Linked DNA regions of Homo sapiens: region 1 is linked to region 2. Evidence: chromatin loops called from intact Hi-C (ENCODE). Cell type or tissue: PC-3. All regions are shown on one strand. Each heading gives the region's core, and the rest is flanking DNA. Links, peaks and the distances in the headings are about the cores only.

Region 1 (15,803 bases), core at 2,616-10,615, 130 kb after region 2:
GATAATATTTATGGGAGTAGGAGAGAAAAGAGTTTACTAAGAAAGTCTTTTTTTTTTTTTTCACTAAGATTCTGTGGACCTGACTGACACTAGAAAAGCCGTATGTTCTTTTTGTTGGTGGTTTGTAAACAGTAGGTAAAATTCAGGTAGGACCAGTATTAAATGGTACGAAAGAATAGTACACGTTCACAGATTTATAAGTGAATATAGCTCTATTTATATATGTATAATTGTTTATTTATATGTATAGGAATATATGCCACATTATGTATAAATTAAATGTAAATGCATGAATATATAATATGCATTTTGTATGTTAGTATGTTTATCCATATATTCATATATAATAATCTTTTATGAGGGGAAGTATAGAGTGAAAGGATTTATTTCTATTTAAAACATTACTTGGTACAAGAAATTAGCCGGGCGTGGTGGCAGGCGCCTGTAGTCCCAGCTACTTGAGGAGAATGTCGTGAACCCGGGAGGCGGAGCTTGCAGTGAACCGAGATCGCGCCACTGCACTCCAGCCTGGGCGATAGAGCAAGACTCCGTCTCCAAAAAAAAATTACTTGGTACAGTATCACTTCAAAATAATTTCAATGTTTATATTTTGAAGTATTACTTTCATGTAAATGAACATTCATCATTCATCTCTTTCTGAAGAGACAAGGTCTTACTTCTCTGTTGAAGAAGAGACAAGGTCTTACTTCTCTTTTGCCCAGGCTGTGCAGTAGTGTGATAATAGTTCTTTGAAGCCTTGAATGCCTGGGTTCAAGCAATCCTCCCACCTCAGTCTTTCAGTCTTCCAAGTAGCTAGGACCACAGGCATGTGCCACCGTGGCTAATTTTTTTTTTTTTTAATTTTCGTGGAGATGATGCCTCACTACGTTGCCCACCCTGGTCGCAAACACCTGTCCTGAAGCAATCCTCCCAACTCAGCCTCCCAAAGTGCTGGGATTATCAGCACGAGCCACTGCACCAGGCCCACCACCCAGGTGGTGGTGGTGGTGGTGGTGGTGGTGGTGGTGGTGGTGGTGGTGGTGGTGGTTGTTGTTGTTGTTGTTGTTGTTGTTTGAGACGGAGTTTCTCTCTTGCTGCCCAGGCTGCAGTGCAATGGTGCGATCTCAGCTCACTGAAATTTCTGCTTCCCGGGTTCAAGCGATTCTCCTGCCTCAGCCTCCCAAGTAACTAGGATTACAGGCGCCCACCACCACTCCTGGCTAATTTTTTTTTCTTTTTTGTATTTTTAGTAGAGATGGGGTTCTGCCATGTTGGCCAGGCTGGTCTCGAGCTCCTGACCTCAGGTAATCCACCTGCCTCAGCCTCACAAATTGCTAGGATTACAGGCTTGAGCCACTGCGCCTGGCCTCACCCAGGTCTTTAAAAAAGCATATGATTCTGTTCCCAAACAAAAACTGCTTAAGCCTTATTGAACCAGACATGCAAATGCTGCATGTATTTGGTACAGAGAAGTAAGGATATTGTTATAGCCTTGCTTCCATAACTGTGTTCTGTAATCAATAGCCTTGGATCAGAAACTTGTGATGAAGCTGTTTTTGAAAACACAACATAATTAGTAAAAAAATATGCTCAGGATTTCCCATTGGGTGTAACAGAAATAAAAAGTATCGTGGGATATGCCGTTAGCAAGCAAATGTCTATGACATTAAGGGTATATAAAGATGATGTATCATCCTGAGAAATAGTTCACTCAAATCATGATAATATAATATGAGTTACGACTTTTCAAATAAACCTAATCTGTAACAATCAACTCATGACCTTAAAAGAAAAACGTACTTGTCCTTTGTAATATTATTCCAAAACAAAGAAAAAATTCTAGCAGATAAAATGTTATTTGAACATGGAACCAAGATCTCCTGCTCAAGTAACTCATCTTCATTTGTGTGATTGCTATTTTCAGGCAGTAGCATGTGACATGGAAGTTTATATTATCAGGGTGTGCTCACCTGGTTGCAAATTTGAGACCAAAGTTTTACTTTAACACTTGGAGCTGGTAAAGGATGGTGAGTTTGTGTCTGCCATGTTCAATATAGTGTTTATTCCTAGTAATCAGTATTATTCGCAAATTATATTAACATACTTTTTTTACACTGGGACCCTAAGTTACTAATGTTTTTACAGTGTCTATGGATTTAAAATATAAGTTTAAATGGCTACCTATTGGCCCTATCCTACTACCTAGGAATTAACTTGCTTCAATTCTCTCATCCCGTTTTCTACTATACTATTATAAGCCAACAACATCTCTCTCATGTAATGTGGTTCTCTCCTCTGTTGTAATATTCTGAATTATACTGGTTGATGGTCAGGCAGAAAATATTCTTTCTTAATCTCTACCTATCATATGTGCTTTGTTGACCAAAACTCACACCAAAATTAAAATTCTAAAAGATAACTTTGGATTTTTTATATTCTCTGTCTTTGCTAATGTTTAAACTATTGAAACTATGAAATTCTGAGATAAGAATATTAATTTCCTTCACTGTGTTTGTGAAGTGAATTCATAAACCTGCGCTTATGTCTCTAAAAGTTCTTGACTTATGCAATTTACTGCTGTGATATTTGGCAATTTTTGGCCTCTTGATCTATATTGGGCTGTGAAAATTAAAGGCCCCTATTATTAGGAATTTTGACTTCTTGCATCTTCTGTGTTTCTGATTTAGAAAGTTGCTCATTGTATTATATTTCCCTTTGTGATTGTGTTGGTGTGTTTTCTGTTGCTATCTCAGAATACAGAGACTGGGTAATTTATACATACAGAAATGTATTTCTACAGTTCTGAAGTCTGGGAAGTCCAATATCAGGTAGCAGCATCTGGGTGGCTTCTGGTGAGGGCCTCATGCTACATCACAACATGGCAAAAGGCATCACAAGACTAAAAAGACACAAGAGAGTCAAGCTAACTTTTATAACAGACCCACTCTTGTGATAACTAACCCCTCCTGTGATAACCCACTAATCCATTAGCCCATTAATCCATGAATGGATTAATCCATTCACAAGGGCAGAAGCCTCATGATCCAGTCACCTGTTAAAGGCCTCACCTTTTAATACTGTTACACTGGGGATTATCTTTCAACATGGGTTTTGTGTGTTTGTTTGTTTGTTGGTTTGTTTGTTTGTTAGAGACAGAGTCTTGCTCTGTCACTCAGGCTGGAGTGCAATGGCACAACCTCAGCTCACTGCAACCTCCGCCTCCCGGTTTCAAGCAATTCTCCTGTCTCAGCCTCCTGAGTAACTGAGATTACGGGTGTGCACCACCACGCATGGCTAATTTTTGTATTTTTAGTAGAGACGGGGTTTCACCATGTTGTCCAGGTTGGTCTCAAACTCTTGACCTCGTGATCTGCCCGCCTCAGCCTCCAAAGTGCTGGGATTATAGGCATGAGCCACCATGTCTATCCTCAACATGGGTTTTAAAAAAGACAAACATTCAAACCATAGCACTAGTAGTTTTGCAGATATTTTTCTTATATTCATTTTGGTATTTAGGAACTCTTGCAGTTTTGTTTAAGTAGTTACCTTTTACAATCATCTTTATTTCATTAGTCCTGTTTTCTAACTTTGCTTCTGATGTCTGTTTTGCTTTAAATAATAGTCTGTGACTTACACCTATTATCTATATGGTGTAGATATACAAACTTAGACTACTTCCCCCTTTCTATCTTCTTGTATTTTTAATTGGGTATTTTTTGACATTATCACAATATATAACATTTATGCATTATTCTTACACCATATTCCCTATGTCTGTTTAAAATTAAATATGCAATGAAATATCAAGTGATCGAGTGATTTTTCTGAATTTCTTCAGTAATTCTTGAGTACTTTACCAAGAATTGATAACCCCAAGACATATGTGATACCACTTTAAAGATAAAATATTCAGCAAGCCTCTAAGCTACACAACCAACTCATTTACATTTGTCAAGGCATTTATAATGGAAAGAAAACCAGGTAGGATTAGATTTTTCAGCAGTAAGATAGAAAGCAAGACAATAATGGAGCAACGTTTTTCAAGAAAATAAAGGAAAGAATGTGTAGGCAAAAAATCTTATAACCAGAAATATGCTTCTTACCATGATGGAGAAATAGGGGTCAGATTTGCCTCTATCCTTAAACAACTAAAAGAAAAGCAGAATTAATAAAAGTAAAACAAAATTTAGACATTATAAAAGAGGCAGAACAAGGCAGTGATTCCTGATTGGGGGGATGGGGTGGGAAATGAGGTCATTTTCGTAGCTTACTGGCTAGAGGTTCTGGGTTGCAATACAAGGAGAGTGAACTCAAAGACACAACTGATTTCTCTGAGTTGAAGAGACATAGCTAAGATATTTGGATTCTGCAGTGGCTGTAATTCACAAGCAGATACTAGAGAGGAGAAAGCTGCATGGAAAACACAACTGCAGGGAGGGAGAGAGAGAGAAAGGGATTATTTTATGTCTGAGCATTCATTATGGCATGTGTGTGAAGAAACTATTCAAGGCTACTAAAGAATCACTGGAAAGGAACAGTTGCAATGTCTTCTGGAACGCACACAGAAAAGAAGAGTAATTCTTATTTCTGAGAGTAATTATTCTAAAAGAGAATTATTCTAAGAGTAATTCTTAACTGAAATGAAAAAGTTTGTAATATGCAGGTCATTAGATAGAGTACTCAGAAGGGTATTGCCTTAGCTGTAAGGCAAAATTAGCCCTAGACTTAAGGTTTCTCTGAGATTGGCACTCCAATAGCAAAAGCTGACAACAATATTGGAAAATAAAAAAGAAAATTACATATCAATATTTCTGAAGAACATAAATGCAGAAAGAAAATCTTAGCAAATCAACAGTATATAAAAATAATTATATAATTATTTAATGTATACTTCTATTTGGTTTAAATTACAAAATCAGCAAGTATAATCCATCGTATAGCACAATAAAGGAGAAAAAAGCTCCCTCAATTCAACAGATGGAGAAAAAATATTTGACAAAATTCCACACTTATTCTCAATATCAAACCTTATCAATCCAGGAATAGAAGCAAATGTCCTCAGTGTGATAAGGTGCATCTGTAAGAAAACTACAACTATCTTCATACCTTACATTGAAATACTTAACGCTTTCTTCCTAACATCATAACAAAGCACAAAAGTTTGTTTTAATAACTTCTATTTAACATGTTACTGGAAGCCCATTTACTTATTGCCATTGAAATAAGGCAGCAATAACAGCAACAAAATGTTGAAGTCTTAGAGATTGGAAAAAAATATTAAAACTCTTTATTGCTTGTCAATATCATGATGGTTAAATTTAACAAGGTCACAGGATCCAAGGCATCAATATAGAAAAATAAATTGAATTTCTATGTAGTAGCAGAAAACATGTTTACAGAAAGCACTTGTTATAATAGAAAAAAGATAAAATTATTAATAATAAATTTTACAGGCATGAAAGATGTCAGCATCACTGAAAAATAAAACCATTGCTCAGACAAATTAAAGATGACCTGAATAAATGTAAATAAATACCATGTTGAGAAAAATGTATTTTTAGATTCAAATAATTTATTTGTACAACCAGCAAATTCTCAAATTCTAAATAGTTTTTCAGTAGAAATTGGTTAGTTGATTGTATAATAATTTACAGACTCAACAAATTTTTAATAAAAATTCTAGATTGTTTTTGTCAAAATTGACAATTGATGATAAAACTTCCATAGTAATGCAAATGACTCACATCATCATATTTCAGATAGTAATCCAGATAGTATGATATTGACATAAAGAAAAATAAATAGAGACATATACCTAATAGAGATTTCAAACATATAACCACACATATATATCCAACTGATTTTCAACAAAGGCACCCAATACAACTGAATAAATGGGATAGAAAAGGGACTTCATCCTCTTCTTCACACCATACACTTAATTTAAGATGGTTATTATACCTACCCTAAAAACTAAAACTATAAAGCCTCTAGAAGAAAGCATATGAGAATATTTCCATGATACTAATTAGGCAATGGTTTGTTAGAATACACAAAAGCAATACCATAAAAAATTAATGAACTTGACTTTATCAACAACATTAAAAATGGCTGCTCATCGAAAAATACTGTTCACCTTTGATAAATCATTAGAGTCTGTTGAAACCAATTAGTTTTTTGTTTTTATTGTTTTTTTCTGTTTGTTTAAACACATTTTTGTTTTAAAGTTTGTCGTATGATGATATTTATACTTTATTTGAATTCTACCAGACAAAAAAAGAGAAAACTTATTCTTGTTTAAATGGCACATTCATTATAAATTATAATTAACATATGAGCCCATTAGACCTTTTGGTAAATCTTATGATACACTACCAGATCATGGTGATCTTATATTTTTTATATCCTGAAATATCTTACTATTTCATGTTAATAGAGAGTATTTCATCACATATAAATTATTCTAACTGTGCTAAAGCATAGATTGAAATAATTAGAAAATGGAAGAATGATGGACTCATCTAGGTGGAAGATGCAGTATTGAAATAAAGCCCCATTTCAGGATAGTATTCTTCACTATTGGTATTGTGCTGCCCAAAATATTGCAGTCTTTCATGTATGTAAGTAAAATTCTAAAGACATTATCCTTTAATCTGTATATTTAACCATTCATTGAACACAGTTGAAAATGCAGAATTTTTAATTTTCCTATGATAATGATAAAGAGAAAAATATAAACAGAGGAAGATACTCTTTATATTAGTCATAATTATTAGAGGAATTATATGATTCACAATTATTAGATGAATCAGATTCTTAGATGCTGTTAAAGAAAGAAAATGATTCATCATGACCCTTATTACTGATAAAGTAGACTTTATTCAAGGAACTTCATGGAGGCTAATGCAATGGGTTTTGTAGTAGGGGACAGAGATTGGGCTAAACTCTGAATACAAAAGGAAAAGTAGAAGGTTATAGCCAAGGAGCAGGATGTGAGTCAGTGGATGGAAAAATCACTAAGAGGGTAGAGTAATTATTTGCAAAAATGACCCAGTAAGTTTCTTGCTTAAGGCAAGATAGATTTGTCAGTCATTACTTGAGGGATGGTGGTGGATGAAAAATTTGATCAGATGTTGAGAGGGATGAAATATGGAGAGCAGGGGATTTTGGCTAAGCCGACTCTACAGGGTAAGTGCTAAAACTAGGCTCTTGGAGGATATGCCCAACATGGGGCCTACTTCAGCTCAGAGGAGACTGATTAAAGTTTAGTCAAGGAGAGATTCTTTGTCAGTCCCTCCTCTTGTTCAAGAAAAGAAATATTCTTTTTTCCATTGAACAAAACAAGTCTGTTTCTTTTTGAGTTATCTTTTGCTCATTGAGGACCAGCTGAAACATCTGTTGGGATATGGTAGTATAATATATTTGCTGGATGGGTTAGCAGTCAGGAATTTAATGAGGGGAATTTCTATGAAAATTAACAAAAAAATTAATGGTTAGAAACCCAGTTTCTGATTCCACAGGGCCGCCATTCAAGAAGACATCTTGATTTGAGCTTGAAGAATCTTTAGATAGGGAAGTGGGGATGGCAGCGGCAAACTGACAAAGCTTCTGGGTTTGCAGGTTGAATGTTTTCAGTGACAGCATGAAGTGTTTCCATGAACATTCTGAGTGGCCCACACAGCAACAAGCACAAAGGCTGTCCATACATAATCTGTTACAGTGATTTCCATGATGTTTATATCACATAGTCGAGCTTCAGCTTGCAGAGTTTTGAAAAAAGGGCAGTTTTACATCTCATTGACTCCAAGTCAGGAGGGTGAGAGAAAATTGGAAGTTGTAGACGGATACTGGAAAAAAGCTAGAATAATCGAGAACTCACAAGAGTGCACTATATTTTTCCACTGGAACATAAAATGTATCTCTCTAGTCACACTTATTTTTTATCAAAGATAACCAAAATGAGGTTATTCTCTTTTAAAAGACAAAATAAATCTGGTCTCATTAGATTTGACCTGATTATTTACATAAGGAAAGGAAGAATGGTAATTGACCACATAGGTCTTTTTGAGTTTTCTTTGCTGGAACTTTTCATAAGGAATCTCAGGTTATAATTTCAAAAACCTTTTGAAGCTAAGAAGTCCAGCCAAGAACTAGCCATCAGACTTCACTTCTGGTACTTACAGATTTGAATGAATTCCTGTCTTCTTGAGGTTCCCAAGATAGCCCATCTTCCCTGGGCCTGCTAGGAAGTGATCTTCCTTACTCATCTGTAAGGCTAAGAACCCTAGAAGCCAATTATTATTGGGCCAGCTTTTTCAAGATAGCTTTGTAAAAATTGTTCCTTATTATAAAGTTAACCTCAGTTCCTAACTCAGATTCTATACACATCATTCTCAAATATGACATTGCAGTCAAAACCTTATAAATATAACCAATGTTTCCAATTGTGTTCTGTTACAAGAACAGATTCTTATTAAATTCATGTAAATAACTATATTGCCAGGAAAATAAGAATACTCAATAGTTTACAAATTCTGGAAGGATCAGGGAGAAAATATTATATGTACAAAAGTATAATCTACTGATTTTTACAAGTGTAAATGTTACTGAGTAAGCAATGGCTTCTCTGCCCAATGTGGCACAAGTCTTTGAGAAAATAAAGGTTTTATCATGAGTTTATTGGCAAGGAGACACAAGGCAGTGACCAAATCTGTCTCTTCAGGCTGGTGACTGGGGCAGGTTTTATAGGCAGAGGGTAACGAGGTGTGATCTGATTTGATCTTACAACGAGATGATGCCATGAGGCATGATCCGACTGGATTGTGCCATGGGGTGATGCCAGGACTTGATCTAATTGAATTATGTCATGAGATGTCCCCTTCTTAATTCAGTCCCTGTTTCTTGGTCCTAGAATTTAGTTTCTGCCTACAGTTACACATGTGGTTCATCTGAGCATAAGCAGTTTACATAAATTGCAACCCAGAACCCATGGCAACTGAAAAATAACTCACCATTTTATTATTCAAAGTTGAACCAGATTGGGCTGGTTCTGTGGTTCCATAAATAAGAGAAAAAGGAAGGGAGTGCTTATATCCACAAAATAGGACATTTAAGAACCAACAAACTGTCAAACAAAACCATAATCACTCTTCTTCACTTCATTATTGTCCATCAGAACAAATAATTCTTGTTCTCCTTGCTCTTGGGTTAGAAATTTCATGAACCCATTGGCTTGTCTACTCTAGTTCTGAAAATCCTTAATTCAGTACTATGGTCTCTAAATTAATCAACACCATCATGAAGCATTATGGCTTGTAGCTGATTGCAAATATTTTCAGAGAAGAATCAGAATATATGTGAATGACAAAAAATTTAAAATGGAAATTAACATATAATGAGAGTTCAACATAAAAATGATGCAAATGACAAGATAATTTGGCTATTTTTGAGGCATACAATAATAATTAGAGCCACCACTGATGACATTAAACTAAGAGATATTGTGGACAGCAGGGATATTGATAAATTTCTAGGAAATTTATATGATTTCTAAAATACCTAATAATGTTTGCCCATACAAAAATATAATCTAGGGAAAGTTAAAGTATCTTTTCTTATTTGAAAGTGTCTTTTCATGCAATGCAATGTATCAATTAAATAAACCAAATTATTTTTAGTATTTCTCTTTACAAGGTGAAAGAACAAATTTTTTGACATTTTTTAGGGTCCCTTTGAGAAATTTCAAGATCAGTTCAAAAACAAGATTTCACTTAAGATTTGTTTTGAAAAGGCAACACTGTAAAACATGTAAAATACTTTAGTGCTTTTAAATTGCAAGCTCTCAGTTCTCTTAAATAATCAAGGCCAATGGTAAAGGTTAACATAAACATAGAAAACTGTCTTGATAAGACACAAAATCTTGGCTTCCTAGGAAGATTACTTAAAAGGTAAAATGAACAAAAAGGCCTTTTACTGTAATCCAAGAAAACTGGCATTTTCCACAGAAAAAAAAATCTAGTTTTGCATTAATAAAGCATTGAGCTTTCTCCCTCTTCTTCTTCTTCTTCTTCTTCTTCTTCACAAAACTTCACAACTTCACAAAACTTCGTAATGACCTAGATATTTAGTGAGTATTTATTACTTAATACAGCTTAGAAAAACATTAAAACTTCAAGTTAACAAAAATAATTTGGAAACCGTTTTCAGCAACTATATTGCAACACCAGGCAAAGCTAGCCATAATCTCAATTTACTTCCCTGTTAACTGTTTTTACAGTTAACATCATCATGTTAGGCAAGCATCACAAAAGCAAAAACCAAAGAAGTTAAACACACAGGTTTTTGGTTTTATGGCTGTCTTGAGAAATATGAAGTAATGGGCATCAAACAACTCTTCTTTACTGCATCTTTACTTGTACACTTATTCTAAGGTCGAACTGATAATTTTTTTAATCCTAAGCATCTAGAAGACATATTACCTGATTCAACTAGTAAGCCCAAGTGGAATAAAAATGTGTATTCATATTATACTGAATGTTGATATATCAGAAAATGTAGCTGTTTTTACGAAACAAACAATATGAAGCTAGTATTAATTGCCAAATATACGTCCATTTCATGTGAATTTGAAAAGCATTTGAATTAGTTTCTGAGAGTTTTAGAAATATTTACCTTATATAAGCACACATTTATCACTGAAAATTGGAACAGAATTTAAGAAATTTTAGGCCAGGTGTGGTGGCTCACACCTGTAATCCTGACACTTTGGGAGACAAAGGTAGGAGGATTGCTTGAGCCCAGGAGTTCTGGACCAGCCTGGGCAACATGGTGAGACCCCATCTCTAAACAAAAATTGAAAATTAGCTGGGCATGATTGCGGACGCCTGTAGTCCCAGCTACTTGGGATACTAAGGCAAGAGTATCCCTTGAACTCAGGAATCCGAGGCTGCAGTGAGCTGTGATTGCACCACTGCACTCCAGCCTGAGTGACAGCGTGAGAATCTGTCTCTAAAACACAAAAAGAAAGTACTAAGTAATTTGATAATACCATCCACAGATAAATCTCATATATATTATGATATATAATCATATATATTACTCATACATATATGTAATATATATTCTATATATATAGAATGGGATATATGTATATTCTGTATATACATAGAATGGGATATATGTATATTCTATACCTATATGTATAAAATATAAGAATATATATTGCATATATATCTGTATATAAATGTAATGTATACATATATTATAAGAGATCTTAAAGGTTTTATTCTGAAACTTTAGCCAGGAGTTAGACAACACAGTAATACTCTCTTATTTCCTCTACTTTATAGTTTTATTCATTGTGTTTCTGACAGATGGAACAAGTTAAGGTTACCTTCTCAATATGAGGACTAAAGCTTTTAGCCAATATTTGTGGAGAAGACACATTTAAGATTTTCTTTTGCCCATACATGCAATGTTATGGAGGCTGTGACCACATTTTAGGCAAGAAACTGAAAGAACATCAAGCACCTATCTGGATGTCTCCAAAGCCTCATCTGGATAAAATATCCAATCTATTTTTCAATCAGCCTTTTTTTTTCCTTTTTCAACCTCAGACAATTGCTTTTGGGGTCCTAGAGTCCCTTGAAAGTTATGATGGAAATAGGAGACCTAAAGTTCAGGTGACTGAAGGGCTGAAGCAGGAAGGAAAAACGTCTGGGAGGACAGGTAGACAGAGGAAAGAGGTCTGAAGAGGCACATATCAAAAGATTCAAGAAAGCTGAAGGGAAGATTGAAGGTAGTAAAAGGATGAAGGAGGAGCAGAAGCAATGGGAAGGAAGAGATCTCAGAGGACTCACTTCGGGAAAATCTTCAGTTTCCCAAAGAGATCCTGAAGTCTCAAATTATCCTTAACAAAACCATGACCACAAGAAAGGAAGTGGAGTATACGATCAGTGAGAGTTTAAGAAGGGGGTTTCCGTTGACTAAAAAGTTACCGTGGGAGAAATAGGATCAAATAGAACAGAGTTGCCTCACAAAGAACCAAGGAAAATATTTCAGCTCAGGGATTCAAGAAGTAAATTCCCACTCAAAGACAGAAACAGGAAGTAAGATTTACAATTCAGCCAGTACCTTCCTAACAGAGAAGCATGTGACTATACCAACTTCTTACAAAAAGAAACAGGACTAACTCAGCCTCTGTATAGTGTACTCAGGCTCTCTCAGCCCTCACTGTGCTTCAACAGACTTATCATTTGGAGCACTGGCTCAGGAGTCGAAATCACCAATGGCTCATCCATCAATCAACCAGAAGTGAAGACGAAAGCTTCAAAGGTAGGTGCTTGGGATTCTGGGTCAGAAGATTGGGAATCCAATAATGAATTTGATCCTATACAAGTCATAGCAGCAAAAACTGTTAAAGAAAAAATTATAACACTGGTTAAAGATGGCAATTTAGACTTTATTCAAGGGATTTCAAGGGTCTACTGCCATGGGGTATTGAAGTAGGAGAAAGAGATTGTTCTCAATGCTGAATACAACAAAGACAAGTTGGAATTTATAGCCAAGGAAAAGAATGCAAGTTAGTGGATTGAAAATCATTAAGAGGGTAGATAATTTTTTGCTAAACTGGCTTGAAAGGATTCTTACTGATGGCAGGTCAGGGTGATCATATATTACCTGGGAGATAGTGGTGGGTGAGAAATTTGATCAGATATTGAGGGATCAGATATGGAGGATGGGGAATTCTGGCTAAACTGATTTGACAGGATAAGGAAATTGTCCTCCCTTCAACAAAATTATGAGCCATTGAAATTCCCAAGTGTATAGTGTCTTGATGGTGCAAACGCAGGAATAATCCAAACTAGTGATAAGCATGAGCCTGTTAGAAATATACTAGAAATATGAAACCACAGCTTACAAGAAGGATATGTTGCAGGTTCTGGCATGATAGTTGGGGAGCAGTTGATGAGGCATCGTAGATTTGGTAGACATATACTTTCAAAATTGGAAAAATTAGAAAGAAAATCTGGGTTAGCTATGTTTAGATGCTTAACATTATTTCTAATAAAGTTGTTTTTCAACATATTCATGTTTACTCCTACTATTCATAAAATTACTTAAAATGTTATCAAATAAAATTTAATAAAAATGCTTTATTAGATCTGGAAAATATAAATTATTTACTTCTCTTCTATTTTCTGGAGTAGCTTGTGTAGAGGAGGTATACTTTTTCCTTAAAATATTTGGTAGAATTCACTAGTGAAGACATATGGACCTGGAATGTTTTGAGAGGGATGTTTTAACTGCTTATTCAATTTTATTAATAGATAAATAATTTTTCTGTGTTGCAAGGAATTTCTCCATTTTGTTTAACTTGTCAAACTTATTAGCATATTTTTTCAAAATATACCATTATCCTGTAGAATCTTTAGTGATATGACATGTGTCTCATTCATGATATTAATAATGTCTTTTTTCTTGATCAGTATGGCTAGAGGAATATATATTTTATTGATCTTTTTGAAGGACCAGCATTTGTTTCTATTTTTTCTTATTCATTGATTTTTACCTTTACTTTTGTCATTTTTATTTTGTTTACTTTTTGCCTAATTTGCTCTTTTTGTAGCTTACTTTGGGGTTAGTTTACCCTTTTTTCTAATTTCTTTTAAAATTATTTGTATTTATAATTGACACAATTTTACATATTTGTGTGGTACAGTGTGATATTTCAATGCATGTGTATACATTGTACAATGATCACATTAAGGTAATTAGCATATCTGTCACTTTAAAGTTTTTTCGGTGATAACATTCCAAATCTTCTCTTCAGGATATCTTGAAATATACACTGCTTTGTTATTAGCTGTAGTCACCCTAATGTGTAATAGACTGCAAGAACTTATACTTCCTGTCTAATTGTAACTGTACCTCTCACCAACCCAGCTTCCATCTCCCCTCCCAGCCTCTGGTAATCACTATTCTACTCTCTGCTTTTACGAGTTCAACTTTTTTAGATTTCACAAATAAGTTAGATCATGCAGTCTTTGTTTTCCTGTGCCTGGCTTACTTCACTTAACATGTGCATTCTGGTTTCATCTGTGTTGCTGCAAATGACAGGATTTCATTCTATTTTATGGCTAAATAGTATTCCATTCTATTTTATGGCTAAATAGTATTCATTCTATTTTATGGCTAAATAGTATTCCATTGTGTATGTATATATATATATATATATATATATACACACACACACACACACATTTTCTTTACCTATTCATCTGCATATGGCACTTCTGTTGATTCCTTATCTTGGCTATTGTGAATAGTGCTGCAATACACAGGGGAGTACAGATACTTCTCTAACATATTTATTTGTCTTCCTTTGGATATATATCCAGTAATGGAGACACATTGTGAACATTTGTATATAATTTCGATTTCTTTAAATGTATTGAGACTTGTCATCCCCAAATCAGGTCTGTTTTAGAAAATCTTCTATGTGCATTTGAAAAGAATGTGTATTCTGCTTGATATGGTTTGGCTGTGTCCCCACCCAAATCTCATCTTGAACTGCAACTCCCACAATTGCCATGTGTCATGGGAGGCAGCCAGTGAAAGGCAATGGAATCATGGTGGCAGGTCTTTCTCATGCTGTTCTCATGATAGTGAATAAGTCTCATGAGATCTGATGGTTTTATAAAGAGGAGTTCCTCTGCACAAGCTCTCTTTGCCTGTTGCCATCCATGTAAGACATGACTTGTTCTTTCTTGCCTTCCACCATGTTTGTGAGGACTCCCCAGCCATGTGGAACTGTAAGTCCATTAAACCTCTTTCTTTTGTAAATTGCCCAGTCTCAGGTATGTCTTTATCAGCACTGTGAAAATGGACTAATACAGTAAATTGGTAGCAGTAGAGTGGGGAGCGCTGCTGAAAAGATACCCAAAAATGTGGAAACAACTTTGGAAATGGGTAACAGGCAGGGGTTGGAACAGTTTGGGGGGCTCAGAAGAAGATAGAAAAACATGGAAAATTTTGGAACTTCCTAGAGACTTGTTGAATGGCTTTGCCCAAAATGCTGATAGGGATGTGGATGATGAAATCCACATTGAGATGGTCTCAGATGGAGAAGAAGAACTTGTTGGGAACTGGAGCAAAAGTGACTCTTGTTATGTTTTAGGAAAGAGACTGGCAGCATTTTATCCCTGCCTTAGAGATTTATGGAACTTTGAACTTGAGAAAGATGATTTAGTGTATCTAGTGGAAGAAATTTCTAAGCAGCAAGGCATTCAAGAGGTGACTTGTGTGCTGTTAAAGGCATTCAGTTTTATAAGGGAAGCAAAGCATAAAAGTTCAGAAAATTTGCAGCTTGACAATGCGATAGAAAAGAAAATCCCATTTTCTGAAGAGAAACGCAAGCCAGCTGCAGAAATTTGCATAAGTAATGAGGAGCAGAATGTAATCACCAAGACAATAGGGAAAATGTCTCCAGGTCAAGTCAGAGGTCTTCATGGCAGCCCCTTCCATCACAGGTCTGGAGGCCCAGGAGGAAAAAATGGTTTCATAGGTGAGACCCAGATTCCCAGTGCTGTGTGCAGCCTAGGGACTAGGTGCCCTGAATCCCAGCCACTCTAGCCATGGCTGAAAGGGACCAACATAGAGCTTGGGCCATTGCTTCAGAGGGTGCAAGCCCCAAGCCTTGGCAGCTTCCATATGGTATTGAGCCTGAGAGTGCATGGAAGTGAAGAATCAGGGTTTGGGAACCTCTGCATAGATTTCAGAGGATGTATGGAAACACCTGGATA
Region 2 (15,803 bases), core at 5,206-13,205:
CTCAGTCCAGGGGAGTGAATGGAAGATGAAAAAGCAGGAGGACTAATGTAAAAAAGAAAAGAAGAAAACTGTATCTCATCTTCCTCAGAGAATGGTATGTGTATCTCTTAACTAATTGAATAAACAAATATGTGTTGAAGTGAAAACACGATGGGACATGTGGATTCCCTCAAGAATGCAAAAATGTTAATTTTACCTGTGATCTTAGCACAGAATAACCCGCCAGCCATAATTAGAATATACATGTAAGAAAATAAGTGGATTTTACCACTACTCCCTGGTAGGATAACTCTTAGACCTTGGTTTCAGGTCTTCGGATCATAGAAAACAAAGTAAGAAAATGTTTATTTTGCTATGTAAATATTGCTATGCTGTTGTAAATGTTGCTTTGCTGTTAAAATTTGATAATATTATTATGTTTCTGATCAAAAGGAATGTCTGCAACATATTTTTAGTGTTCCCCAAAAATGTCTTAGACTGTTTTCATTCATAGTTATAATATAATGTTTGATCTGCTAATTTTTTTGTATAAATACTTTTCATGTCGCATCTAGTAGTAAAAACCTGTTATGCAGACTGTGGCTGTAGCTGTGTTCCCCTAGGGTCTAATATTGGAAAAGATTTCTTTGTTATAGTGAAGGATACTTGGAGAAACTCTATTTTTGCCTGAGCAAAATCTTTCTGTTCTTTCTTTTTATAATCCTAAAATAATTTTCATTCTTTTTTACATCAGTATTTTCAGAAGTGATCAAATTAAATAGGTAAGGTAAATAAATGACTACCAAATTAGCACAAATCCCACCTCACTAACTTTTCTGTGATTATTAGATAAGCCCAAATATAAACATATTTAATTTCCTGACATGAGAATCCATAACAAAACACAGTATCTACAGAAGGCACCTTCGGAACACCTGATTATCTCAGGCACATGGATGTTTTCACAACATAAAAATATAATTAGGTCTAGCTTTGGCCAAATTCAGGAGAAAGGTTTGAGAATCTGCTACTTGGTAATTAACGTCTAATTGTTGGTAATTATGTTGCTTAGTTTTGTGCACAACCCAATTTATTTTTCTTGCACAAGGGCCCATACCAATTATACTCTGGCCACAACTGTTAAGGCTATCAACAAATTAAGTACTGATTGCCAGAACTGCATGAAAATGGTCTCCTACCAATTTGCATAAAGGAGGCTCCTAAGCCAAAAAAAAAGAAAGTCTGTGTTAATGTTGGATCTCCCATTTCATTTCTAATTATCTACTAATGGTTAGTCAGGCCAGAATTTATCTCAGAAGCTAGAGGTGGATAGCGATATAAGTTTTAGAGATCTATTTCTTATTATGCTTAAAATATTTAGACACCATTTAAAAGTTGTATACCCTGACAGAAAAGTTGGCAAGGTTTTGCATTTAAACAGCTTTTTGTTTCTGCAGTTGCTTTTGATTTACTTTAGTGCAGCAGAGTTGAGTCTTTAATATTTTTTTTGTTTTGTTTTGTTTTCCTGCAAAATAACCACTTGGTGCAAGCTGAAGCAAAATGTGAAATGAAGAGCATGCATTGAAAATGTTTACTCCCTTATTGATAAAATATTTCTTCTCATAAAAGACCCCCTAAAAATTGAAAATAATTTAAAATCTCCAAGGACTGGTTTTATAGTATAACTTATGAGTATTTTTTAAGATTCTTCTTGCAGTGACTACTTAAATAACTTTGAACATAAAAATTAAAACATAAAGTCTCTTGTAAAACCTTACTATAATGATAATTATGCTACTTTAGCCTATAACGTACAATAAAGATATGTACTGAAAATATGTTACACATTACAGTTGTGATGTATAATACTGAGATCCTGATAAAATGAATCTGCAGAGTGAAAGTATTTGGGGTTGTAATTCATGGAAACAATAGCTTTTAGTGTTCTGCACTATATTAAAAGAATGACAATGTTGTGATGAAATGTAATGTATAAACCCCTTGGTCACACATACCAATTCTTTTCTGACCTGAAGAATAATGTGTCTCTATTTTAATAATAGTGTCATGATTCTTAGCATCCTATATTAAGTAGAGATAAGACCTGTACTCGAGGGTATAACTAGCAATGTAGTTTCAATTAGGAGAATCTATCAGCGTTTTCACTGCATATAGCTTTCCTGGTAAAAAGAAATATTTTACTTACTAAAATAAAGAATATTTATTAACATGGCCTACAGTGACTGCATATTAAAGCTGAAATAAAAAATATTAATTTTAAGGCTTGATATGGGACCAGGATATATAAACGAACTATATGTAGGCTTATGTAAAAAACGTAAAGTACATGAAAGGTCTTTTCTGTCCTCTCTGTTTAAATTTGTCCGAGTGGTCTCTCCTGGATGCCCAGCCACCTAGTGGCTCCCTCTTCAGCAAACCACGTACTTGTGCGCATCATCCCTATGACTGGAATTTATTTAACACATATTATGTGCTAGGCACTGTGCTAGGGGCTGACATCACAAAGGATAAATCAACATTATTCCCATCTTGGAAAAGAATGCCATAAAAGTGAGGCACCTAAATCACTTACTAGCCTATGTTCTTTTTATTTCTCTACCCTCAACATGTTAGTTTCTATTGCCTTCATGTGCTGGGTTCAACAATATCTACAACCTGCTAAAATAGTATGTTTAGTATTCAGGGTTTCTGATTAAAAACACTTTTTATTTCTTTCTTTTCTTCTTACTTCTAATTTCTGCCACTCAAGTTTTCAAGTATCTGTGTTTTATCGGAATATCCTGCATTGGTTTTTCGGTTCTTCTCTTTAACATACTAAGGCTGATTAAGTAAGCCAAAATAAAAATCTCATAACAGCAAAGAACCTTAAGTACCTGAAGTCTTGTTTTTCAGGTGAGAAAGGGTAAACTTTTCCCAAAAATACCCTAAGCGTAAATTTTTCCTTTATTTCCAATGAGTTAGTCTTTCTTTCTCCCATAACAAGCTATCTACACCTCTATTACATTGTCATAGACTGTTGTTTATGAGTTTCCCTCTTTTTCTGCATGACAATCTCCTCTAAAGCAGAAAGCCAGACATACTTCTGGGTAGCAATAAATTAAATGTAAATTGGTTTTGTCCAGGGAAAATTTCACCCTTAAGCCATGCTGTGAAAGCAGGTGTGTGCTTTTTATGATAGATCTGTATCTCATTGGAGATGATTCTGAAACTAAGACAACTTATGAGTTGCTGTGTCATCTGGCTTCACTATGTAGAAATTTGGAGGATCCCAGGTAAATATTGGGCCCCCTCAGGCATGGGATTCACTGCTATATAAAAATACCATAAACTGGGTGGCTTAACCAACACAAATTTCTTTCTTACAGTTCTGGAGGCTGAAAGGCCATGATTAAGGTGCCAACAAATTTAGTTTCTGGTAAGGGTTCTGTTTCTGGCTCATAGACAATCGCTGTTTGGCAGTGTTCTTACACAGCTTTCATTTGTGGGATTTTGAAGACAATAAGTGGGTTCTCTGGAGCCTCTTCTTATAAGGGGACATTAATCCTTTTGAATGAGGTCCCCACATTTCTGACCTCATTTAACTTAATTACCTCCTTATAAGATCTATCGCCAAATACAGTTGCATTGGTGGTTAGAGCTTCAACATATGAATTTTGAGAGGGACACAACTGAATCCACAGTAATATATTTTGGTTATAAACAAGAAAAGCCCAACTGAAGCCTCGACAACCCCCAACCCTCCACAAAAAAAACAAAAAAAAAAAAGAATGGACCACAATGCCTCTCTCCATCCCTACCTATGTAGTTATTGTAACCACCAATATCTAAATATGTAATATAAATATATAAACAATCCCCTACTATATATTCAGCTATTCAGCTGTAAAGGATTAGATTTTGCACAGAACTACAGCTATGAAAATGAGAGAAAGCAGGATTGGTATATACTGAGACATTTCCTAGTAGCTGATTGCTGAGATTACAGATAATAGATTCTGATGTAAAATACCTCATTTGATCATAGCTAAGTTTGACAGGAAAATGAGCAACCCAGAGATCAGAGTTCTTACCTCACTTTAATTACATGAAAATAAACATGGGTACACTGACCTCTTCACAAGGGAGAAAATGGAATTGACAGCTGAGAACCTAGGCAGGAAGCTCCATCTTTAACCTGCACATGTGTGCTATATTGGCTTGATTTTCATCTCTCTGTGTGTGGCCTCACTTTCTCTCTTCACATCCACATGACCACCTTCCTGTTTACATCACCTAAATTCTGGGCATAAACCATAGATCAAATTAGCTAAACCTGAATTTCAATGCTCAGTTTTCAAGAGAGAATCAGACTTGCTTAACTGAAGTCAGAGGTTTGTCCTTAGTAGGACTGACTAAAGCCAGGGGAGTCAGTAATAAAGTTGATGAGGCTTCCTTAGAATTACTGTTTCCTCATATTAGTGTTGTTTGGATCCTAACATAAGACCACTCCCCTGTAAGAAAAGGACAGTAACTCTCCTAATAAAGGTAGAAAATGCTGACATCAAGCTTACACTGGCATGAAGTGAAAGGCTTCCTTTTGTCGGGTCTCTTCTTGGCCTATAAGGTTAGAGATATTTCCAGTCGCTGAAGCCACCAGAAATAGTCTTAGCGGGTATGAATTGCACTTGAATTGTATAATCTACATGAGTTAAATTATAAGCTTTTAGTTATGATATACTCACTTCCTCTGAAACTTAAAAAGCTTTTTTTTCTTTATGACTAAAAAGCTAAACTTGAACATTAGGTATAGCTGGTAATTGGTTAATAGCATTTTATATTTCAGCTCTGAAAAATAGGGGCCATTCCAAGAAAAGATTACAAAACCCTTTCTGTACAGCTAATAGAAAGTGTTCAGTTTAAAGCTGGCCCATACAATAGTAAGGTATATTGTCATTCATAGCTGATGACAGCCATGATCCTTACTGTTTTATGCCTAGACACATGAAAAGATTTATGTGATAAAAGGCTTATAATCAGTTTAAAATCAAGCAGTTCTTCACTCAAATTTTCCAGTGTTTAACTTTGTATTTCATTTTCATCTAAGTTATTTTGAAAAAATGAATTTGAGCAGCTATTTATTTATATTTCAACTTAAATTGAATTCACTTTATTTTATTGATAATTCCTTGAGAAACTTGTCTCTGTTAAACTTGTGTCCTTCTAAGAATTGTATCCTTTGTAAAAATTTATCTACTCTGTGTGTTAACTTTTTCTGTCTACAAATAACCACCAAATCTCAGAGGCATTCAAAAAGAAGTATTTATCTCTGAATTTGTTGATCAGATGGTATTTGGCTTATCTACACTTGTCTATGTGACACTTATTTTTCAGAGACCAGCAAGCTAGCTCAACCATGTTCCTCTCTCATGGTGCCAGTGGAAGGAAATAAGGCACACCTAAAAGAATGAGCACATTTCACCTTTCTGATTTCATGACACTCTGCACATTTCATTGGTCAAAGAAGATCATGGCATCAATGGCAGGGAAAAGCATACCACTCACTTGGAAGTTGGGGGTATTCAAAGTAAAACAATAACATAACTATGGGTTGAATAAAAATGTATCTCTTCTAGAATGAAAATTAATATAAACTATACTGTGTATGTGTTGAGGAGATTAGTCATTCTCATTCAGCATGTATAATGAACATTGACTATTTGTCAAGTACATTCTAGTTGCTCTAAATAAATTTGTGAACAACACAGAACAAGAAACTATGATTGAACCTATTGAACGTGAAGGTTGGTAGGGGGCACATATTATTTTATTTTATTTTATTTTTATTATACTTTAAGTTCTCTGGGACATGTGCAGAAAATGCAGGTTACATAGGTATACATGTACCATGGTGGTTTGCTGCACCCATCAACCCGTCATCTACATTAGGTATTTCTCCTAATGCTATCCCTCCTCTAACCTCCCACCCCCCGACAGGCCCCGGTGTGTGATGTTCTCCTCCCTGTGTCCACATGTTCCCATTGTTCAATTCTCACTTATAGGAGATAATGTGGTGAGAACATGCGGTGTTTGGTTTTCTGTTCCTTTGTTGGTTTGCTGAGAATGATGGTTTCCAGCTTCATTCATGTCCCTGCAAAGGACATAGGGGCACATTTTAAACCACAATTGTTTCTTCATTATTTTTGAGATAAATGTTATATTTAGAAAATGTGTAATTACAGCAATATGAGGGGAGTTAATCAATTCTGAAGAGTCCAGAAAAGCTTCCTTGCTGTAATGACATTTAATATATGACTAAAGGAGAAAAGTTAATCAGAGGAACAGGTAGAATTAAAGAGTTCCAGGAAGAAGTTTATCATATGAAGGCCTTGGGGCAGAAAAAAGAAATTTAAGGCCAGTATAGACATAGAAGGCAAGAAGAATGATATAAAATACTAAATGAGGGAGAGGTCAGGGCAAAAAGAATCCTTCAACAATGTTAAACTTTTAGAATTTATTTTAGGATCATTGAGAAACCATTAAAGGCTTTTAGGCAAGGTTTGGGTGACTTAATCAGATTTGTATTTGTAAAAGGTCATAGTAACTGCTGGATGAGGAATGGATGACTCTTAATGCAAATGCAGAGCAGCTAAAATTCTCATGCACTGCAGGTAGGATTATGAATATAAAGTTGATACAAATGCTGTGGAAAATTATTTGGCATTGTCTAGTAAAGCTTAAGTCATATCCTCAAAGAACCGTTTTTTTTCTATTCTTATTTAAAGAAACTCTTATATTTGTATATCAGAAAGCATATATATACATTTTCATTGAAATGCCTTTTTATAATTGTAAATTAATTAATGATTCATGTTAGTTATTAAGTTAATCTTTAGAAATTGAAAAACTCCCAAATACCCATCAACATTGGAATGGGTAAATAAGTTATATTTTACTTATATAATGAAATATTATACATCCGTGAAAATTTTAAAAAAAGATTCATATAACATATATGAAGATAAGGAACATAATTTTGAGTGAAAAAAGTTGTCATAGAAGAATATATACAGTATTATTTTATAGTTAAGTCTTTTAAACATATAGGAAAAATAAACAATATATTTTAGGGATACAGACATAAATGATAAAATTTTAAGGAAATCAAGGGAATGACTGATGAAACTAAAAGTCACAAAAATGGTCATGCCTGAGGAAAGAGAGAAGCACCCAGGGGGTTTCTTAAACTGCTGGATAAATTAGTCATTTGGCATGTTAGTCTTATCTTTTATAGCCTTTAATGATTTTTATAATTTCTAAATACTTAATAAAACACTGTAAAACACATCATAGAAGGATAAGATTAGATGCAAAGAAAATATTTTGAAAATTATCAGAAAAATTCAGTAGAAATATAGTTAATTACTCTAGGGTGAGGCAAACAAGATGGAGGGAAGTCATGAGGACCCAGGAAGATGATGTTGGGAGAGACTCTGAAGGACACAGCATTTTCCATTGTGGCCTTTCACACGTGATCTTCCAGCTGTTCCTCCCCACATCCTCTTGCACAGGATATTATTGTCTAACTGTTCCTCTCCACCCCTCTTGATACAAGGCAGGCTGTCTGTGGCTGCTAATTTATAAGGAAAGTTCCTCTCTTCCTGACACTAGTCCAAAAGAACTTTCTACCTTCCTCCTCCAAGTCTGAATGCCCGCTTAAGCCAGCAGTTCTCTTGTTAATTTTCCTCCATAGTGTGAGTACCTAATATAGAGATGATTTGTATTTTATATATATATGGATATATATGGAAATATATATATGGAAATATATATGATATATATGGAAATATATATATGATATATCTATGGAAATATATATATGATATATCTATGGAAATATATATATGGAAATATATATATGATATATCTATGGAAATATATACATGATATATCTATGGAAATATATACATGATATATCTATGGAAATATATACATGATATATATATGGAAATATATATATGGATATATATGGAAATATATATATATGTTATATACAATGTTTGTTGAGCTAGATCATTGAGATACATTGAGTTTGAGTTGCCTGATATCCAAGTGGGAATCCTGAGGAGGCAGTTAGGTATATTGTCTAACCCTGAGAAGAAAAGTCTAGGGTAGTGAAAAAAAAAAAATGATTGTAACATTAGTCATAGGTATGGGCAAAATTGCCTAAGGAGGGGGTATAGAGTGCAATGAGAAATGAGTCTGAGTTTGAGTGCTGAGGAACTCAGGAATTTGTATGTTGGATGAAGAAGGAAAAGCTGGTAGCGGAAAGCAAGGAAGAGGAGCCAAGCAGGATAAAGGAAACAGGATAGAGTGGAGTATTTAATCATGTCTTCAGAAGCAGGCCTTTCAGAACGTGATTCACATTCTGGTGATTTATTAGAAAAGTATTTCTGGAGAAACTGGTAAGGGAGTAGGGAAGAGGAAGAAACCATGTAAGTGTGTGATTATTGGGAAAATCCCAACTGTAGCCTGCTTCCTTAGGCAAGACCTGAAGGGTAAAATGCTCCTCAGAATTTTTCCCAACTCCATGCAAATGAGCTGAACTTTTATACTCTCATAGGGTATTTGCCGAAGTCAGCTCCATGTGGTTATTGGCTCCCACGTACTGTCTGTTCTCTGCAAAAGGGTCACAGTTGTCTGTATGCAGTCCTTAAAATTTAACTGCAAATGCAGGAAGTTAGAAGCAAGTTTCATAGGAGGGGAGTATAGGTATGCAGATATGATAAAAGTAATCGGAAGGAATCTGGCCATAGCACCTACAAATGTCTGCAAAATATGGCATCACAGAATCCAAAGAGAGTTCCTAGACATGGTCGATTTTGTTAAATACTTTTCTTGAGCGTATAAGGTGAGTAAAGAACTGATAAGAATTTATTAGATTTAATCAAAGGGCTTGTTTAAACTTAGGACTGATTATATAAGAAGTAATGTTTTATAAGGAGCTTGGACTTTAGGCAATAACAGTCACTGAATGGTTTTAAGAAGGAGCCTGACAAAGTCATATATACAATTATCTCAGTAAGGTCAGTAGAAGGACAGATGAGGATATTTAATTGAAGCCTAGGAAAATATATGGGAAGCTGTTGCAAAAGTGCAAGTAATCAATGATAAAGGATGAGGGTAGTCAGAATGAACAGAAGCAGCTTTTTTATTTATGAAATATTTAAGATGCAAAATAAATTGAGTCTTATGTTTCCATGAGGAAAAAGTAGTCAAGAATGGCTGTAGGTTTCTATATGTGGTTACAGAGTTAAGAAAGGAATATGAATGGGATGCTGAAAATAATTCATTTCGACTTGGAAAGAATGTATATAAGGTGACTCTGGGACATTCTGGTATCCTGACAGACACTAAACAGTTGAAGTCTGAAGTCTGTAATGGAGCTCAGGACACCAGATAGGATTTCGCATATAATAATCTTATCATATTTTTATAGTCAAAAATATGAGTGAGCCAGGCGCGCGGCTCATGCCTGTAATCCCAGCACTTTGGGAGGCCGATGTGGGCGGATCACAAGGTTAGGAGTTCGAGACCAGCCTGGCCAACATGGTGAAACCTCGTCTCTACTAAAAATACAAAAATTAGCCAGGCGTGGTAGTGTGTGCCTGTAATTCCAGCTACTTGGGAGGCTGAGGCAGGAAATCACTTGAACCTGGGAGGCGGAGGTTGCAGTGAGCTGAGATCACGCTATTGCATGCCGGACCGGATGACAAGAGCAAAACTCCATCTCAAAAAAAGAAAAAACAAAAACAAAAAAACAAAGATATGAGTGGATAAGAGAATGTAGGAAATGTTTGCAGGGTAGGAAAAGAAATAACTGATGGGATCTTGAGTAATATAACACTTAAAGAATAACGAAACCCTATCAGATGTTAATTGACCAACTCTTTCACATTGCATAACGTCTTCGTGATGTAACTGCTTGTCTAATCTTATTGTCATTCCTATTCAAAGGACACACTTATAGATGCCCTTCCTAACCACTCTATCTAAAATATTTGTCCTCCACGTCACCACCCCCACCTCCATTATTCTCCATCTCCATGCTTTCTTTTTTCTTCATAGCACATGCAACTAGCTGGCATTTTATTATATATTCATGGGTATATTTATCTTGTATATTTCCAGTAGAATGTGAGCTACATAAAGACAGAGTTTTATTTTGTTTCATTTTGTTTTTCCCACCAAATAGAGCCCCTGTTTTTAGAACACTTCTTAGAACATAAAAGACTCAATAATTCTTAATTGAATTAATGGATGACTGATCTATCTAACAGACTAATAGAGTGATTATTTTATGGATATATTTATTGATGTTTTAAACAATAATGTTTGCAAAATCAAATTCCCTTTATGTATTACTAATCTATGAGAAAATGAAGCAAAACTAATTCTCCAGTAATAATATAAATTCTTGAGTTGTTCTGAAGAAACCAAAACTACAGTTTTAGTCCAAATGAACAAAATTATTTTCTTCTCTTATCTTTCCATGTTTAAACTGTATCCCTAAGCCAAGCGAGTCACAATGAATTAATCAGTAGTTAACTTGTATCCAGATTTCACATGCATCGTAATTTAGCAATAATGTGTTTGGAATTAGAGGTTATTGATCACCTTAATCTGAAAAACATATTTTATCCTGCAGTTATAAGTTGTTACACTTCTATACAACATTAAGATGCTGCTAAATCAAAGATGATGCTGACATTCTCTAAGGGACAGATTCTAATCAGTGTCACAGGAAAGCATGTAGTTTAGGACACTATGTAAATGGTCACTATAATTTTGTGTTTGTTGCGGAAAAAGAAAATAAATAGGCCTGAGAGATATCCAGAAGGCAGGTATAGTTCATAACTATCCTTTTATCTTCCCAGCGTTTATCTTGTCTGCCCCCCCTTACTTTTTTAAGTAATACAACCTCAATATTTGCTTGCGTAATTACACCATCCAGCCTTTGCCTGAAACCTTACAAATAAGATCACGCACATACTCTCCCCTGATAGTCATATGGCTGTCTGTCTTTGGAATTTGAAATTTGAACTGAAAAACGTTTAAAACAAAAATGTTGGGAGGTGATTTTTACTAATGGCATTACCCTCATGAGACTGTCCATTAGTTCCTCCTACCATACTTCTAGAAACGTCTTTGATCCTGTCCTCCTTGATCTTCAGACTTTCCTAGGATTTCAAAAGCTACTCTATATCCTTCTAATAAACTCATGTTTTATATAAACCCTGAGTTGGTTTTCATTGCTTACAGTCAAAGAACACCAACAAATCCAGATGCTCTATTTATGATTCTTTTAACTACCCACAAATTGAGCAATATATATGTGATATGGTATGATAAAAGAAATAAAACAGGTATAGTTCAATGGCATTTCATAAGACGCTTACTTTCTGGATTTGGGGGTTGTGTGTGTTCCTGAAAAATATTCATTTAAACAAAGGTATCCTATAGATTTGTTCCTGGTGATTTGAAATACCATGAATAATACCTCATATGTAAGAAAAGTTTCTTTTTCTAAGTTCAGCTGAAATATCTTATTGTAGGCAAGCCTGTTATTAAATCTTCACATTTGACAAACGACTTTCTCTTAGCCATTCTGTCCCTCTCCACTGTTCATCATCCCAGCCTTAGAGATCGGCACTCTTCTTTGAATGCATTAGTCACTCATGAATAATGACATAAAAGCTTAGCAGTGCTCCAGAAAGAGAGGCTTTTATTATGCTTTTCTAACAACCATTAATATCTATAACACTCAGCAGTTTTCTAATTTTCTTTTATAAAAGGACAAGCTGTAACTACATGACAAAACGGCATGGGGTTCAGGACTATTACTGGTTTCATTAGTGAGGGTGACAAAGGAAAAAAAATAGAAAAATGGGTTATGCTGCTATCAGGCACAAGAAACCCATGATTAAATTAAAAACTGGTGGATGAAGGGTGGTCCTTAAATTTATAAACCCTACTTACAACAAAAACCACACCATATCAAAAAAATATTTCTTTTTCCAAACAAACCTTTTTATAATGGGTTTGGGGTGGGAGATTCTGCAAGAAACAAGAACTTGAAATCTATATTAGCTAAAATTTTGAAGTGAATATAGATAGTAAGAAATGTATATAGTCCTATAATATTCTTGACAAAGTTATGTCCAAGCAAAAATGAGGACTAAAAATTACTGGTTAATCAAATAAAATATTACATTTTGGAACTTGTGGATCCTGTTTGTGAATTATTTAGACAAGACTATTAGAAAACATTATTTGAGTCTAACTAAGTGGCTATCATAACTGAAAACAAAAATGGTCACGATTTATGAGTAACATAGAATTGTAAAACACATAACTAGAAATAATGTGATTAATTATATGCTGTTTTTTCTTCTTGAATTCAAGAAAAATAAAAAATGCAAACGTAGCATTTGAACTTTTTAGTATTTTTAGTTATTGTTATAGTGACGTAAAATTAGGAATAAAATCTCCTAAGTTTGAAATAAAACCTAAATTTAGCAACTAAATTGCATATTTCTAAGTTCTCCATGGAATGAGATGATTACTTTGTTTTTGTTTCATCTTGTTTTTCCCTAATTGAATATGTGTCATCCAAAAGGTCTATTGCAAAGTCATGAATAAATTCTTACAGATATTTTTACCAAAATTTTAACACTTTTACTTAACTGAATGCTTATTAAAGGAGATTTATTAAGCATCAAACTGTTTTTCATTGTAAATTGCAGCTCCTTGGATCTTTACATATAAGGATTTTGAATCCATTTATTAGAAAAGAAGTTACCACAGGTAATAACCTGCATTATAATAAGTGTAGGAAGTTAGTGCAATAAATACTGACTTAATTCTGTTATTAATCCAGTGAAGTAACCCTGATTGTATTTAGAGCTTTTAAGGAATCTTCATAAAAGATAAGCTGTCCATCTTTTATTGTACATTTTAAATTAGAGAAAATTATCAAACTGATCTTAAATTTGCAGTGCTTTATCAAAAAACTCATTTACTCTAAAATGCTTCCAAAAGCTTATAAGGCAAGACAAGTAACAAAGTCGTCATTTACAAATAAGGATACTGACATTTAAGAAGTGAAGTGCTTTTGATGGGTGGCAGGCTACTGCAATGCTTAAGTATTTGTTTCCCACTCTCTACGCTCTAAACCTTCCCAGATACAATTAAAGAGCAATCTAATCAAATATAAATGAGCAAATTACTTAACATGTGCTTTCTAAGTACATTTTATCTGCTTATTTTTCTAATAGGTAGTAATTGGAAAAGAAAGTATACTTCTCTTGAACAAAATTATGCAAATATAGGTATGAAACAAAGCAATAACAAAGGTACTTCTTCTAGACACAGGAAAATACTTAAGTCTCAAATACTTAGCAGATGTTTCTCCCAAGGAGAGTAATATAAAGAACAAGTCACTTTGTTTCTGAACTGAGAAAATATATAGACTCGGTAAAGAAACTGAATCCATCAATATGATGAAAAAATGAATGATGCCATGTTTAGAAGTAAATTTGTACTTTGATTTAATTTGACATATCAATTTGGGATCCTTTTGAGAAATAATAACATTTAACCCTACTGTCAGTTTTTCTTTTTTCTTTTTTTTTTTTTTTTTTTTTTGAGACGGAGTCTCGCTCTGTAGCCCAGGCTGGAGTGCAGTGGCGCGATCTCTGCTCACAGCAAGCTCCGCCTCCAGGGTTCACGCCATTCTCCTGCCTCAGCCTCCCGAGTAGCTGGGACTACAGGCATCCGCCACCATGCCCAGCTAATTTTTGTATGTTTAGTAGAGACGGGGTTTCATCGTGTTAGCCAGGATAGTCTCGATCTCCTGACCTCATGATCTGCCCTCCTTGGCATCCCAAAGTGCTGGGATTACAGGCGTGAGCCACCGCGCCCAGCCGTCAGTTTTTCACTTGTGTTTTAATTACAAGAAAGTTTCTACAGGTAGTGTAATTGTTTTATAATTTCATAAGATTGTGGAAGAAGTGATGAAAGGAAGAATTATTCTAAGTCATAAGCTCAATAGAAAAATTCAGGCAAAAAAAAAGAGAATCGTCTAAACACTGTTGAATTTTAGAATCAATTTATATTGAAAAAGGAAAGTTCATATTCTCCTTGGTATGTAACTGCTCATTCCATTCTGTTATAAGTCACATATTATATTTGCTTACAAATAAAGAAAATATTTCAAATGTTTCAGACAGATAATCAGAAAGTATTTATTGAGTACTCATTGAATACATTCATGTTAATTTCAAGACAAAGAGATTTTTGTTTTTAATTTCAGCATGAGAATAAATATGTACAAACTTCCCCAGACTGGTAGATCCTAAAAAAGCTTGGTGTTGAAAGCTGTCCAGAGAGAGACTAAATTCTTACCATCAAAAAAATTTATGGAATTTTTCATTTTAATCACTTGTGTCATTTATAATTTTACTGCCTTTAGTGTTATCTATTCTCGTTTTAAAAATGTACTAGTCAGTTTGATTCTTACAATTGAATTAAATGGGCCACACAATAGTTTATATTTGAGGAAGACTATTAATTATGGCTGCTATAATAATGTAGCCAAGACTTTAGTTATATAATATACAGCCTAAGCAGCTTATTTTTACAAATTAAATAGAAGATTTTCTTAACGGTTGTATTGTGCAGGCTGAAAAAAAAACCAGTTTTTATAAATCACCTCCTTACTTTGATACTACTATCTTGATTATCAGTAAATTATCATAAAAGAATTAAGGGTCTCGTAAGATAAACATCAAAGTCTGACTAATGACATAAAGCCAGTAAAAATTCATTAAAATATTTTAGCACATTTTTCTCAAGACAATGAAAAATAATGTCTATTGAAATAAAAAATTTATACAAAATAAAAGAATAAATGCCAAATTCAGCATAACTTTTAATTATTGCAAAATACCCCTTTGTAGATCATGTGTATCAGCTATTATTCAGAACCTTGTACTTCAAGAAATATGTAATGGACCTAGAGAATGTCCAAATATGAGTATATGAAATTTTGAGAGCAATAGAAAACTCACCCTATGAAGAACATCTTAAAACAAGGACAGAAAGATAAGGGTCATTTGCCTGGATCAGAAATGAATTAGTATTTATTGATCCCCAGAATATTATATGTACTATCAGCTTCTAGATCCATGTATTCTATATACATTATTGTACTATTTTTCAATAGACTAAGAGATAGATATTATTATCACATTTTATGGAGGAATTAACTGAGGTTCAGAGAGAATAAATTACTTGTCCAAAGCCGTATGGCTAGTAATTGGCATGATCTGTCTATTTCAAATGCTGTGCTTTTCAACGTTAAGGTCTGGAAAACTTGAGAGATGTTTTCACTATAGTTCTATCACTGATGAACTAACAAAGTATGAATTAGTTATTATATAATAACAGTTTTAATAGTTTCAGCAAAGGTAGTCAACATTATAGTAGAAATAGTACTAGTAATAATAATGATAATAGAGATATGATGGTGATGGTGGTGAGAGTAAAAATAATTATAATGGTTAGGTAGTATTGTGCATCAGCATATATTCAAACTAAATACAATATGGTTTTAGCTCAGTGGTAAGTTTAATTCAGGTGAGGAATATTTTGACCAGGTTTACTGAAAATTTATAAATTTAAAATAAATATTGAATCCAGATACCAACATAAATTTTTAAGATTATGTAATGGATGTATTATTATAAGCTCATACCTATTTCAGA

The links. A loop is a pair of places that touch in the nucleus more often than their neighbours do. Peaks named below come from ENCODE experiments on the same cell type or tissue, not always from the same donor. Only the 100,000 strongest peaks of a DNase experiment are listed, where the experiment ranks them.
Region 1: it touches region 2 in a loop (1.8-fold over the local background); 1 of 110 quality-filtered maps calls a loop at or near these places.

What each region holds. Positions count from the first base shown.
Region 1 is chr12:85,998,024-86,013,826 of GRCh38, reverse strand. All of the region lies in intron 2 of MGAT4C (MGAT4 family member C), which reads left to right. Among named protein-coding and RNA genes, the nearest start is that of NTS, 130 kb to the right of the region's middle. In PC-3, for the core only: no CTCF peak of the experiment used is centred there; a DNase peak (open chromatin) is centred at 6,976; H3K27ac peaks cover 382 bases.
Region 2 is chr12:86,130,672-86,146,474 of GRCh38, reverse strand. All of the region lies in intron 1 of MGAT4C (MGAT4 family member C), which reads left to right. Among named protein-coding and RNA genes, the nearest start is that of MGAT4C, 120 kb to the left of the region's middle. In PC-3, for the core only: no CTCF peak of the experiment used is centred there; DNase peaks (open chromatin) are centred at 6,614, 8,354 and 11,684; H3K27ac peaks cover 2,400 bases.